Linked DNA regions of Homo sapiens: region 2 is linked to region 1. The links are chromatin contacts, found by Hi-C or POLR2A ChIA-PET in ENCODE. All regions are on one chromosome and are shown on one strand. The core of a region is the stretch at or near the end of the contact, and the rest is flanking DNA. Distances in the headings are between cores, read along the strand shown. Region 1 has its middle 74 kb from the start of MIR4522. Region 2 has its middle 10 kb from the start of NOS2.

Region 1 (6,994 bases), core at 15-2,514:
CAATCATGTGAGTAGTGTCCCTGTTTATTTTTAATTTATTTTTGCTTTTTGGTTTGTTTTTAGAGACAGTCTCATTCTGTCACCTAGGCTGGAGGGCATTGCCACAATCACAGCACATTGCAGCCTCAAACTCCTGGGCTCAAGTGATCATCCGGCCTCAACCCACACCCCACCCAAGCAGGACTGTAGGCCTGAGCCATCATACCCAGCTAATTTTTTTTGTTTTTTGAGACAGGGTCTCACTCTGTCACCCAGGCTGGAGTGCAGTGGTGTGATCTCAGCTCACTGCCTCCTGGAACTCCCAGGCTCAGGTGATCCTCCCACCTCGGACTTCCAGGTAGCTAGGACTACAGGTGCACACCACCACATCTGGCTAATTTTTTGTAGAGATGGGGTTTTGCCATGTTGCCCTGGCTGGTCTCAAATTCCTGGACTCCAGCAATCTGCCCACCTCAGCTTCCCAAAGTGCTGGGATTACAGGCATGAGTCACCGCACCCAGCCCCTCACAGTTAATTTTTAAATTTAGTAGTTCTCTTTTACAGATGAGGAAATGAAACTCAGTCATGATAAAGGAACAGGTGAAAGGTCACCCAGCTAGTGAGTGGCAGAGACAAGACTTGAACTCAAGCCTGTCTCACTATGGAGCCTGTATTCTCATGCACTGTGTATAGTGCATTCCAGACTGTATTCATCTTGGTATCCCTATAGCACCTGAAAATCAGCATTATACTATGCCTTCCAAACATGTGTATATAGTCAATTATTGGTTGCAAGCAGCAGAAAACAACTCTGATTATTGTAAACAGAAAAGAGATTACAAGGCCACTTTGAATTTATAAGAAGCAACAAACAGATTATAAAAATGAAGATAGGGACAGGGTGTACAGTATAGTGACTATGACTAATAAAAATGTACTGTATATTTTAAATTTGCCTTCACGCACATGCACACATGTACACACAGAAAGGTAACTATATGGGCAAAAAAAAAAAAAAAAAAAAAAGATACAGAGGCCCAAGAAGCAGAATACAAGATAATCATCTTTGAGCAGGAACAATCCTACCAGGATGCCTTGGCCAAATCCTTCCAGTGCACATGGATTCTAACTTTCCATTCATCTTTGCCTCACACCACACATTTATTCCAAATATAAAGTCTAGGGTGACAGCATCTGATTGGCCAGCCCTTCATTTGCCTTTGTGCTAACTAAAAGCGTGTTGGGGAAGAGGTTAGTCTCTAGACCTTCCTACTTCCCTAGAGGGAGGCGTAGCTTGCTGTGACTGACGCAGTGGGAATTTCCCCCAGATAGAGGGAAGGCATAGATGCTAGGCTGCCACAAACATTGACAAATGTCCACCACAACAGGTGTGCATTAACTCAGGCCTACCACAATCCCTGAATTGCAATTTATGTCACATTTTAGTCCCCTTGCTGATACTAGAGAAACCCCAGAAGCATGATTACAAGTCATCATTTAGCATAGTTTAAGCACGTGATTCATTTTCATTTTTATTTTAGAAGGTGGCATTTTCTGACCCACCTTGGAGATGCGCCCTTTGAGGAGCCTGCAGCCTCCTGCACCTGAAGAAAGTGGCCCACTCATGAAAACGCCCAGGCTCCCAGTTGGGGAGAACCATCTCCACCAGAGGGGGATCCAGATCCAGTGGAGAAGAATTTTTTTTATTGTTTTTAGATAAACTGTCTTCAAATAGTGCAGCACGGGCACTTCCTGCCTCGATGGAAATTCAGCACACTTCCTGCTGCTCACCTGCCCCATCTGTGTTTATCTTCTGCCTCAATCATGTGAAGGCCAAATGGGTGGCATGAGTGCAACTGGGCCAGCTGTGGCTGGGGGCAGCAACAGCTCCATGTTTTGAGGCCAGATGGAGGCTGCTTTGGTCTAGGAGGTGGAGGGGAGCCAGTGGCTGCTTCAGGCCTCCCTGTGTGGAGTGCTTGGAGCTGGAAGTAGAAGCAGGGCCCAACTGGGGGCTCCATTGGATGAAGCACACCATCCCATCCAAAAGCCTGCTCCCAATGTCCTCACTGAGCTCTCTTTGTTTCTTTCTGTTTCTTCTATATGTATACATATCAAATATGTGTGTGTGTGTGTGTCTATGTATGTGTGTGAAACAGAAAGAAGCAAAGAGTCCTTTGCACTTTATCAAAGGTACTCTACTAATTCCTTTACACTTTTATCAAAGATATTCACTTGTCAGGGACACTAGAGCAGTGTCCAGGCTGCATGTAACATCAGCTGGGAAGCTTTTATAAATTAAAACAACTATAAAATAGTTGCAGGCATTTTCAAGTTTTTATTAAGCCTCATAAAAACTTGAAAATGTCTATAAGACACCTACACTACAGGTCTCCATGGCTCTCTGCAAAACATGACCAAGCTCAAAAAGACACACAAGGTTAGAAGACACCACAGATTTGGCAACAGCCCATGATCCTTGGGTTTATCTCCCCTCAGAGTGGCTCCTTAAAGTGACACTGGCACTTTTCTGAAACGCTTTCCTGCAGGTTCTTGAGCACACTCTAATGGAAGCTCTCTCTCAGAATTATGCACATGAGAGTGTCATTGTAGAATGCTTTTTAGCATATCCACCACAGGTATAATGAAACACAGGCTACATACTGATAAAATGGAAGGACCAAATGAAACAAGCCTATTCATACACATTTCTGTGTCTCTTTGCATCTGTGGTTTTCAGACTTTAGTGTGCATCAGAATCGCCCAGAGGACTTGTTAAAACACAGATTGCTAGGCCGCACCCCAGAGTTTCAGATTCAGTAGGTCTGAGATGAGGCCCCAGGAGCTGCAGCAAGTAAAACGGGCAGCAACAGCTACTGCGTCACCTGAGGCCCATTTGCGACAGTCTCTGCTCTGTGTGATAAAAAAGATCACATTTTCCTTTCCTCTAGGTCTGATGTGAGGCTGGCTTGTTTTACATTGGGCATCTCTGAGAAAGTATCAGGAAAAAGGCAGACAAAGCAGAAGTGCCTGAAATGATATTTATTAATTTGGATTCTGAGTAGCTAAATTGAAACTTGATTGTGCCCTTACCCCTAGCTCCTCCTGGGCCTGGAGCAAGGACAGGCTACGTCTGAGGCAGCAGGCATTGGAAGGAGTAGGATCGGGTTAGGGCTAGTTTTAGGGCAAATGAGGTACCTCCATCCTTACCGTCCAGCTATGTAGTAACAAATTAGCCTCTTCTAGATGGTCTGAAGTCTATTATATAAAGTTTGGCTTGTATAAGTGTTTCTAAAAGTGTTTTAACATGAAAAATTTTAAACACATGGAAACTTACGAAGAATAGTACAATGAACACCTATATATACCCAGGAACAAAATTCAATTATTATTAAAATTTTGCTTCTTGTTTCTTGGCTCACTACAACCTCTGCATCCCAGGTTCAAGTGATTCTTGTGCCTCGAGCCTCCCGAATAGCTGAGATCATGGGCATGCACCACCACAACCCTGCTAATTTTTGTAATTTTTTAATAGAGACAGGGTTTCTCCATGTTGGCTAAGCTGGTCTCAAACCCCTGGCCTCAAATGATCCACCCACCTCAGCCTCCCAAAGTGCTGGGGTTACAGGCGTGAGCCACTGCGCCTGGCCCATTTGTTTCATTTATATATATGATCTATATTTTTTGCTGACATCATCTCCAAAAAAGTAAGGACATCTGCACAGTCACAATGTCATTATCACCTAAACATTAACAGTATTCCCCAATATTGCCTTATATCATCTCTTCCTTTTATCCCCAAAATGTTTTATGGATATTGTTTCTTTGAGTCACACACAGAACCTAGGCAAGGTCAGGGCCAGGGTGATATGGGTTAAAAGGACTCCAGAAAACTCAGTAATCAAGAGTAATAATATTGTAATGCAATATTTCAAAAAGTCCAATTGGCTAACTACAGCCCATAGGCCAGCTGCGTGTTTTTGCAGGAAAAGTTTTATGGGGCTGGGATTAGCATGAGATAAGTGAGGCAGGGTTGTACAAATGTAGGCTCTCTTTTTTTTTTTTTTTTTTTTGGAAACAGAGTGTCACTTTATTGCCCAGGCTGAAGTGCAGTGGCATGATCTCAGCTCACTGCAATCTCCACCTCCTGAGTTCAAGCGATTCTCCTGCCTCAGCCTCCCGAGTAGCAGGGAATATAAGGCATGTGTCACCATGTCCGGCTAATTTTTGTAGTTTTAGTAGAGATGGAGTTTCACTATGTTGGCCAGGCTGGTCTCGAACTCCTGACCTCAGGAGTGTACATGCACTACACAACATAGGTCCAGACAAGAAAAACTAATAACTGGCAGAAGTATGGGGTGAAAAAATAAATTAATATTTCTAGATATTGAAACACCTCTTTCAAAAACTATATTTCACATAGGCAAAAAGTTAAGCAAAGATGAAGAACATTTGAATAAGCCTGATCTAATAAGCATAAATAGAATTGATCACTCATAAGAACTACATTTTTTTAAGTACATGTGAAACATTCACAAAAATTGACCTGGGTGCAGTTGCTCACGCCTGTAATCCCAGCACTTTGGGAGGCTGAGGTGGGTGGATCAACTGAGGTCAGGAGTTCGAGACCAGCCTGACCAACATGGTGAAATGCCGCCTCTACTAAAAATACAAAATTAGTTGGGCATGGTGGTGCATGCCTGTAATCCCAGCTACTTGGGAGGTTGAGGCAGAAGAATCGCTTGAACCTGGGAGGCGGAGGTTGTAGTGAGCTGAGATGGTGCCATTGCAGTCCCACTTGGGCAACAAGCAAAACTCTGTCTCAAAAATTAATAATAATAAAATTGACCTGAACTAGACAACAGAGAAAACCTCAAGGAGATCCAAAAAGTTCATATCATGTAGACTTTCTCTAACTATAATGTAATAAAATTAAAAATGAATTTTGAAAATTCCCTTTAAAAGTTCCATGTAATTGTAAACTAAAACGTGTGTCTAAAAAAAGTTTACATAAAGAAGAAATCATAAGGAAAATTATTAAATATTTAGAACTAAACAAAAATGAAAGCACTTTGTGTCTTTCTAATGCTGTAATTAGAAGGGAATTTGTAGGTATAGATACATTAATTTAAAAACTAGAAAGCTTTTCCTTTTCTTTAATGAGATAAGTGTTTAACTGAAAATTTAGAAACAAAACAATAGAGTTAGCCTAAAGAAACAAGATGGAAGGGAATGATAATCAATAAAATAGAGAACAAAATATTATAAAGAAGATTGATAAAACAAAAAATAATTCTCCAAAAGACTGATCATGGGGAGGAGAGTGAGAGAGACTAAGGAAATTCAAAGTACTATGACACAGAATGAAAAGGAGATAGTATACAGTCAAAAAGGGGATTTAAAATTTAAGAAAAATATACTATAAACTATATGCCAGTAAAATTTAAAATCTAGATGACGATAAATTGCTAGAAGGGTATAAAATGCCAAAATTTGCATAAGAAGAAACATAAAATTTGAATATTGAAATAAAATGAAAGAAAATAAATAGGTAGGCTGGGTGCAGTGGTTCACACTTGTAATCCCAGAACTTGGGGAGGCCAAGGTGGGCAGATTGCTTGAGCCTAGCAGTTCAAGACCAGCCTGGACAATATAGTGAAACCCCATCTCTATCAAAAAATACAAAAATTAGCTGGGTGCAGTGGTGCACACCTGTAGTTCCAGCTACTAGGGAGGCTGAGGCGGGAGGATCCCTTGAACCTGAGAGGCAGAGATTGCGGTGAGCCAAGATTGGGTCACTGCACTCCAGCCTGGGCGACGACAGAGTGAGATGACCCTGCCTCAAAAACAAACAAACAAAAACAAAACAAAAGACCAGGTGTGGTGGCTCATGCCTGTGATCCCGGCATTTTGGGAGGCCAAGGCAGGTAAACCACTTGAGCTCAGGAGTTCGAGACCAACCTGGGCAACATAGTAAGATCCCCATCTCTACAAAAAATACAAAAATTAGCTGGATGTCATGGCATGCACCTGTGGTCCCAGCTATTTGGGAGGCTGAGGCGGGAGGATCACTTGAGCCCAGAAGACAGAGATTGCTTTGAGCTGAGATCACACTGCTGCATGCCAGCCTGGGCAACAGAGCAAGACGCTGTCTCAAAAAGAAAAAAACAGAAAGAAAGAAGAAAAAAAAGAAAAGGAAAGAGAAAAGAAAAAGGAAAGGAGGGAGGGAGAGAGAGAGAAAGAAAGAAAAGAAAGAAAAAGAAAAAAGGAAGGAAAAGAAAAGAAAGAGAGGGAAGAAAGAAAGAGAAAGAAAAAGAAAGAGAAGGAAGGAAGGAAGGAAAGGGAAATTGGCAGTCAAGATATCCTCCACCATCCCTCAAATTCTCTGGACTTGATAATTCCATAGGTAAGTTTCACCACACTTGTGAGGAATAAAACCCCATATCTTGTGCATGTTTTTCCAGAAAATAAAAATAGAAAGTTACCCAAATCATTCTGTGGAACTGGTATAAACTTGATTCCAAAGTCATATAAAACAGCAAAAGAAAATAAAATTATAGGCTCATTTTACTTATCAGCAAAGATAGGAAAATTCAAAATAAAATATTAGTAAAGCAAATACAAAAGAGGACAAAAAGTAGGGCTTATCAAAGTAATTTGACATTAGAATATTAATCAATATAAAAGAAAAACATAGTTATCTCAGTAAATGCAAAAAAAGCATTTGGCAAAGGTAAACAGCTCTTTATGGTTTTTTTAAAAAACTATCAGGAAGTTAGGAATAGGTCCATGTGTGGTGGCTCACGCCTGTAATTCCAGCACTCTGGGAGGCCGAGGTGGGTGGATCACTTGAGGCCAGGAGTTCAAGACCAGCCTGGCCAACATAGTGAAACCCCATCTCTACCAAAAATACAAAAATTAGCTGGGTATGCTGGTGGGCACAGGTAATCCCAGCTACTTGGAGGCTGAGGTGGGAGGATCACTTGAACCCAGAGGTGGAGGAGGCTGCAGTTAGCTG
Region 2 (7,347 bases), core at 44-2,543, 590 kb after region 1:
GCATTTTGGGAGGCTAAGATGGGAGGATTGCTTGAGCCCAGGAGTTTGAGACCAGCCTTGCCAACATGGCAAAACCCTGTCTGTACAAAAAATACAAAAATTACAAAAATTAGCCAAGTGTGGTGGTGAACACCTGCAGTCCCAGCTACTCGAGAGGCTGGGGTGGGAGGATCGCTTGAGACCAGGAGGTCGATGCTGCAGTGAGCTGTGATTGTACCATTGCACCCCAGCCTGGGCAACAAAGTGAGACCCTGTTTCAAAAAAAAGGATTTATTTAGCTGGGCATCGTGACAAGCACCTGTAGACCTAGCTACTAACTGAGGTGGGAGGATCACTTGAGCTGAGGAATTAAGAGACCGCAGTGAGCTATGATTGCACCATTGCACTCTCCAGCCTAGGCAACAGTGAGACTCTGATCTCTTAAAAAAAAAAAAAAAGAGTCTTTATGATAAGAAATAATGTTCATGATATCAGTAGAAAAATGATAACCCCTAACATGTAAAATAAAGACAGAAAAAATGTGAGAAAAAAATACTAAAATATTAAAAAGTGGTAGAATTATGGGCAATAGTTATCTTTTCTTTACCCTTCTCTGTATTTGCTATCTGTGCATATGTTAGTTTTATAATATAAAAAGTGACTCCTTACTTTTTGAAATACTATCTCAGACGTGTGGCTGTGCCAGTAATTCACCTTTCCCAAAGGAAAAGAGCCTCTAGCACCCATTTTCATTACAGGAGGCACAGAGAGGGCGGCTGCCCACGCCCCTGGCTGTTCTGCAGGAGTTACACCGGTTTTCTGAGCATCGTCCGTGAGTTTTCCAAGCTGGGCCCTGGGGATCCAGTGGTGAGTGATGGCAGACAAGCTGGCTGTCTCTCTCCCTCCCCACTCTGCTGCCAATAGAGATGGCAAGATGAGTCCCAGAGCCTGTTGGAGGCGGTGCATTTGGGGGACAGGGGCTGCCTCCTTAAAAACAGAGTGGAAACCAGGGGGACAGGCCAAGTGCATCGAAATGCTAGGACGGTTGGCCAAAGCTGAGCGGCTCACTCTTGAAACAGAGGTGGGGTCTGGCTCTTGGTGGGTGAAGGAAGAATTGGAGGAAGGGAGGAAGGGTAATTCCTCCAGCAATTTGAGTGGGAGGCTGTGGGGGGCAAGCTATTAATAACGGCAGAGGCCACTGTCAGGCAGACTCAGGGACAAGTCTCAGGCCTGCCACCTAAATTCATCTGTGGGCATTGGAGAGGTTACTTTTGGTTTCAGTTTGCTTATCTGTAAAGTGTGGATAATCACAGAGTCCCCACCTCCTCAAGCCTTGGGGAGGAGTAGCGAGAGGATGTACGCAGCACCTGCCCTGCAGTTCAGCTTGAGCACGCTCCTATCTTGCCAGAGCCGGAGCGTAGCTGTAGCTTTAGCAGAGCAGCAGCACCGAGCTGGCTGGCTCTGCCTACTGCTATTCTCCCAGCACCTGGCACATGCTGGAGCTCAAGAAACAATGCCCAGCTGACTGCCAGGGCCTTTTTAATGTGTTATCTCATGCATTCCACACCACCACACTGTGAGGTGAGCTGTGTCAACCCTATTTTACAGATGACAAAATTGAGGCTTAGGAAGATTAAAGAATTTTTCCCAAGATCATACAGCTAAAGCTGCAGAACCAAGATTCAGGTCCATTTGATTCCAAATGCTTCTGGGAGGAGCATCTTAGGGACACCACCGGTCTGAGGCTCAAGGCAGCCCTCTCTCACCCAAGACCAAGCTCTTGTAGACAACAACTGTTTAAAGGGCAAAGACAGCTCCTGGGGAAGAGGCAGGAAAATCAATGAAATGATCTGTGATGCTGTCAGGGCCCTGGAGGAAGGACTGAGCAATGCAGGAGTTCCCCAGGGGCTCCCGGGAGGGCCCAAGAGGCCAGGTGGGGGCGGGGTTGGGCAGGGAAGCCTGGGGGAGTACTCTCAGAGGAGGTGACAGTCCCCAACAGGAGGAAAGGCTGTCCTCCTGCTGAGCTTACAAGGGAAGCTCCCATGCCGGAAGGAAGAACCTTGAACTTCTGCTTCCAATACCTGTGTCTAGCCTGTCTCATCCTGGCCTGCATTTCAGAGCTCCCCCCAACTCCAGGAGCTCTCTAGTAAGCCATGCCTTTGCACACACTGTTCCCTGTTGCTGGAATGTCCTTCCCGACAGCTCCCTAGCCCACCCTTGCCCTGACTCGAATCCCCTTCAGACTCTGCTTTACTTCATGGCATTGTTGCCTCTAGGGGCTCCCCTGACCCTCCATCCTCAAGCCCCTTGGGGTTCCCCAAATCCCTTAGGCTCCCCTCTCCTCAACACTGATCCCACTGTTTTAATTGTGGTCTCACTGCTCTGTCTCTTTTACTAGACACAAGCTTCCCAAGGCCAAGGTCATGTCTCACATCTCTGCAGCACCAGCAGCATGCTTGGCCCAGACTAGGTGCTCAGTGGATTTTGTTTTGTTGAGATAAAAAGTCACGTGCCATTAAATTCCCCCATTTAAAGAGTATAATTCAGTGGTTTTTAGTATATTCACAAAGTTATGAAACTATCACCACTATCTAATTCCAGAACGTTTTTGTCACCCCAAATAGAAACCCTGTACCCATTAACAGTCACTCCCTATTTCTTACCCCCAACTCTTAGAAACCACTAAATCTACTTTTTTTTCACTATAGATTTGCTTATTTTGGATGTTTTATACAAATGGAATCATATAATATTTGGCCCTTTGTGTCTAGCTTGTTTCACTTATAATGTTTTTGGGGTTCATTCACGTGGCATGTTTAAGTTCTTCATTCTTTTTATGGCTTAGTAATATTCCACTGTATGGATATACCACATTTTATGCATCCATTCATCAATTGATGGCCATTTGGGTTGTTTCTATTTTTTGGTCACTGTGAATATTGCTGTCCAAATATAAATGTTTGAGTACAGGTTTTTGTGTGAACATGTACTTTCAATTATCTTGGAATAGAATTGTTGGGTCATAGGGAAACTTTATGTTCAACTTTTTTGGGGTACTGCCAGACTATTTTCTGAAGTGGCTGCTGCACCATTTTATATCACTACCAGCATAGGAAGAGGGTCCCAATCAGTCCACATCCTTGACAACACCAGTAATGGGCTTTCTTTTTTGTGTCATATAGCTTCTAGTGGATGTGAAGTAGCCAATGGACCATTGACGAATGAGTGAGTGACAAACGGATGGATGGATGGATGGATGGATGGATGGATGGATGGACATATGGGAGTAGATACCTGACCCTGAGTTCTGAGCTCTGATTTTGGTGGGACAGCCTGCTTCCCTGAGGACCTGCATCAAGTAGAGACATAGCAACCTGCAGCCTGCCCCTGACCATCGTGGTTCCAGATGTCCAATCTGCCTTCGTCCTCGGTGGCTCTTAAGCACACAGGTGACCTGGATTCCCCTAAGCCTGTGGAAGGCCCTGGAGGGGGCCCCATTCTGGGTGACACAAGTTTTATTACTCATCAGTTTCAGTTTCTTCTTCTGTGAAATGGAAGGAGAAAGAGAAAAGTCACACAAGTTTCTGCAGAGGGTGTGGCACATAGCAGGTCCACAATAAATAGGAGTTTCGTTTTTCCAGTCTGTTTCTCATCCAGTGTGTATATAAATGCCACTCCACTAATTATCTACTGGAAAAGAGCTTGAGAAGTGGGGCAGTGGAAAGGAGGGGGGACGGGGAAAGCCAGGCAAGAGATTTACATATGGCAGGAAGCTGCAGCAGGTCATCGAGGGAGTGGGAGTCACAGAGCAACCCTGGGAGGATTGTCACAGGCTTCGGAAGAGGATATCCTCCCAGCCATTTGCATACCCAAGCACCACTCTTACTGTCAGGAAGACCTGAGCCTCCTATTTAGGCCTTTGGATGGGTGTGGAGAGAGGGCAGCATCTAACTAGTGCTGATCTGAGATCAACTGCAGGTCCCCAGGCAAACCCCACAGAAGGGTGAATCAGATTCCAAGGCCAGTGAATTTTATCCATTGTGCCAACCTTCATAGACAAGGAATGGCTGCTCAGAGCCTTGCAGTGAGATCAATGTTAAAGTTCTGTAGTTTTAAGGCTCAGTAGGAAAAAGTAGCCACCCGCATCTGCCCTGGGCAGATGACCAATGACCTGTATTTACTGCCCCTGTTCTAGACCAGTACAAGATTAGCTGTCTGTTGGGTAGTTTCCATGTAAATAGTTTGTTACCTGGGGCAGTTGAAAGGTCAGGAGGAAAAGAAGAGGGGATTAAAATAAATTGCTGGAACGGGGGACTGGCGGCGGCAGTGGTGCTCACTTGAGGCTCCAGCCTGCAGTGAGCATTGAGCACTTAATTTATGGAGTGCTCAGCTGAGGTTGCCACTAGCTGCTTACGAGAGGCCAGCAGCGCCGTGAGCCAGGCCCACTTAGGGAAGATTCTTGGCTCATCCATGTGACTCACCTTCCTCATACGTAACATGGGGACAATGGGGATATATGTCACAGGGCTGCTGTTTATCTTGCCGGATGATCTAATGCACATGGATGAAGAAGGGAATGTGGGAAATACATGCTCTCAGTCTTAACAGAAGGGAAAACTGAAGCCCGCAGTGGGTTGGAAGAGGTGGAGAAAATGCAAGAAACACAGACAGCTTTGTGATTGCAACTTTGTTCCAGGTCCTGGTTGTGTCTTTAATTCCATATTAATTGTTTTGTCTTTAGTACTTAACTCCTATCTGGAAGAACTCCTCATTAGCCCATCTGCCCTGGCATGGCCCACTTCTGAGGGGTTTCCTTGGCCTGTTTCCCTGATGTGTATCATGTGACCCCTCCAGTTGCCTGGACAAGGGTGGGCATGTCACCAGGGAGCAGCCAGTGGCCTCAGAGGTACCCTGATGGACCTCAGGCCCTGCAGGTTTGAACTGGAGACAGAAGAGTGGTGATTGATAGCAGAGTTGGTATCCAAAAGCCCCCCAGAGAGATGACGGATGGAGCTGCAGGCAGAAGAAGCCTGCAGTGGGGAGTACAGGGCAGGTTGCTGCAGGAGGAGCAGGGAGTGAGGGGTTGAGCTCCAGACCAGGACGCCACAGGCAGGCAGGGTGGAGAGAACCCAGGCCCTGGAGAGAACTGCCTTCAGGGTCCCAAAGTCTCCCCAGGCTGCATGATTCCCGCCATGTGGCCCAGCTTCCTTATTGCCCAGAGTTTTACCGTAACCTCTTGCTCTCTGGAAGAACCTGTTCAGGGAACTTGCATTTTTGCAGCTCCATGACAGAGTCTGGCACAGGTACTATTGGTTAATTGAGGAAGTCTGCTATTTTATGGCACAAATGAGAGCCAGCAGTTTGCAGGCATTGAGGAAGGAGAGGCGTATGGACTATGATAAGGGACGACCCTGGAAAGCACCCTGATACGGCATTGGCTAGGGTTCTGAGGAAGCTAATAACTTTGCCGAATTTTGTTGGAAAGGCAATCAACCTTTTTACAGCCCTATTAATGACTTTATCAAATCACTGCTTTTATGATCTCTTGGTGAACCCATCAATCCACGTAGAACATGAAGACTCTTGGGTTTTCTCTCCATGAGGCGAGAGAGGTTGAACCACTCGCATAACGTTATGTGGCAGTTACTGTCTAACTCAGGGAATCCTTCAGGAAGATCCTCAGCTCCCCTGCTACCTTCCACATACCCAAGCTGCTGTCTGTCTGAATATGCTTTTCCCCATGTAACTCAGAGTGTCGGGAGGATGGGGGAGGATTCCCAGAACAAGTGGCACCTAAACAGGGTTTGGTTTGTTTTTGTTTTTGTTTTAAGACAGCGTCTCACTCTGTTGCCCAGGCTGGAGTACAGTAGTGTGGTCACAGCTCACTGCAGCCTCGACCTCCTGGGCTCAAGTGATCCTCCTGCCTCGGCCTCCTGAGTAGCTAGGACTACAGGTGCATGCCAAAACCTGGCTAACTTTTTTTTTTTTTTTGGTAGAGATGGGATCTAGATTTGTTGCCCAGGATGATCTCAAACTCCTGGGCTCAAGAGATCCACCTACCTCAGCATCCCAAAGTGCTGGGATTACAAGTGTGAGCCACGGCACCTGGCCTGAGCATCTTTTTACATGCTTGTAAAAAGCATGTAAAATGTCTTTATCTTCATTGGTGAAGGGTCTATTCAAACCTTTGCTCAATCTTTAAATTTGTTTTTGTTTTTGTTTTGAGAAGGAGCCTCGCTCTGTCACCTAGGCTGGATTGCAGTGGCACAATCTTGGCTCACTGCAACCTCTGCCTCCCAGATTCAAGCGATTCTCCTGCCTCCGCCTCCTGAGTAGCTGAGACTACAGGTGCCTGCCACCATGCCTGGCTACTTTTTGTATTTTTAATAGAGACAGGGTTTTGCCATGTTGGCCAGGCTGGTCTCAAACTCCTGACCTCAAGTGATCCACCCGCCTCGGGCTCCCAAAGTGCTAGGATTCTACCATGCCTGGCCCCGGTCTTTAAATGTGTTATTTATTTTCTTACTGTTGAGTTTTGTGGATTCTTTCTGTAGTCTGGGTACAAATCTTTTGTTGGATATGGGGTTTGCAAATATTTTCTCCCAGTCTTTGCAGTTTCTTAAAGTGTATCTTGCAAAGCAAAAGTGTTAAATTTTATTGAACTACAACTTGTCAATGTTGTTTTGTGTGGATCACTGCACAAGGGTTTGAAGAACGTATTCACTGAGCTGACAAGGAAAGAAAGGGAGTTCTAGGCAAAGCAAACAGCACATGCAAAGGAATGGAGGCCTGAAAAAGTGGGCTGGGGTTGGGGAATTCTAAGTACAGTTGACCCTCGAACAATGTGGGGGGTTAGAGGAACTGACCCCTGCACAGTCTGAAATCCGTGTATAACATTTGATTCCCCAAAAACTTTACTAATAGTCTACTATTGACCAGAAATCTTACCGATAACATAGTTAATTAACACATATTTTTATATGTATTATATACTGTGTTCTTACAATAAAGTAAGCTAGAGAAGAAAAGTTATTAAGGCAATCATAAGTGGCCGGGCAGGGTGGCTTATACCTGTAATCCCAATACTTTGGGAAGTTGAGGCAAGAGGATCACTTAAGGTCAGAAGTTTGAGACTAGCCTGGGCAACAAAGTGAGACCCCATCTTTACAAAAAAAATTTTTTTTTAATTAACCGAGCACAATGGTGGATGCCAAGTAGCTAGTCCCAGCTACTTGGGAGACTGAGGTGGGAGGATCACTTGAGCCCAGGAGTTCAAGAGTGCAGTGAGCTATGATTGCACCACTGTACTCCAGCCTGGGCAACAGAGCAAGACCCTGTCTCAAAAAATATATATTTTTTTATATATTA

Evidence for each region. Hi-C counts contacts between places; a loop is a spot of excess contacts on that map. ChIA-PET counts read pairs that join two places held with the same protein, here RNA polymerase II (POLR2A). Pooled maps may share reads with other maps.
Region 2: a loop to region 1 is called in a map with no recorded cell type, with 14 times the contacts of the local background. The contact joins two enhancer-like sites. A Hi-C loop is called at or near these places in 2 of 37 single-sample maps with no recorded cell type and 5 of 50 pooled maps. POLR2A ChIA-PET finds 5 or more read pairs at or near these places in 1 of 52 experiments (OCI-LY7).

Annotation. Positions count from the first base shown.
Region 1 is chr17:27,216,472-27,223,465 of GRCh38, forward strand. No RefSeq gene overlaps it. Among named protein-coding and RNA genes, the nearest start is that of MIR4522, 74 kb to the right of the region's middle. RefSeq lists enhancers at 1,210-1,559, 2,648-2,697. Within about 2 kb of position 1,265, at least 5 of the 41 ENCODE cell types and tissues checked have a DNase peak (open chromatin) inside an H3K27ac peak, as active enhancers do.
Region 2 is chr17:27,806,923-27,814,269 of GRCh38, forward strand. No RefSeq gene overlaps it. Among named protein-coding and RNA genes, the nearest start is that of NOS2, 10 kb to the left of the region's middle. RefSeq lists promoters at 1-1,895, 1-7,347, enhancers at 1,157-1,276, 1,890-3,935, 3,363-3,692 and a silencer at 1,812-1,974. Within about 2 kb of position 1,294, at least 10 of the 41 ENCODE cell types and tissues checked have a DNase peak (open chromatin) inside an H3K27ac peak, as active enhancers do.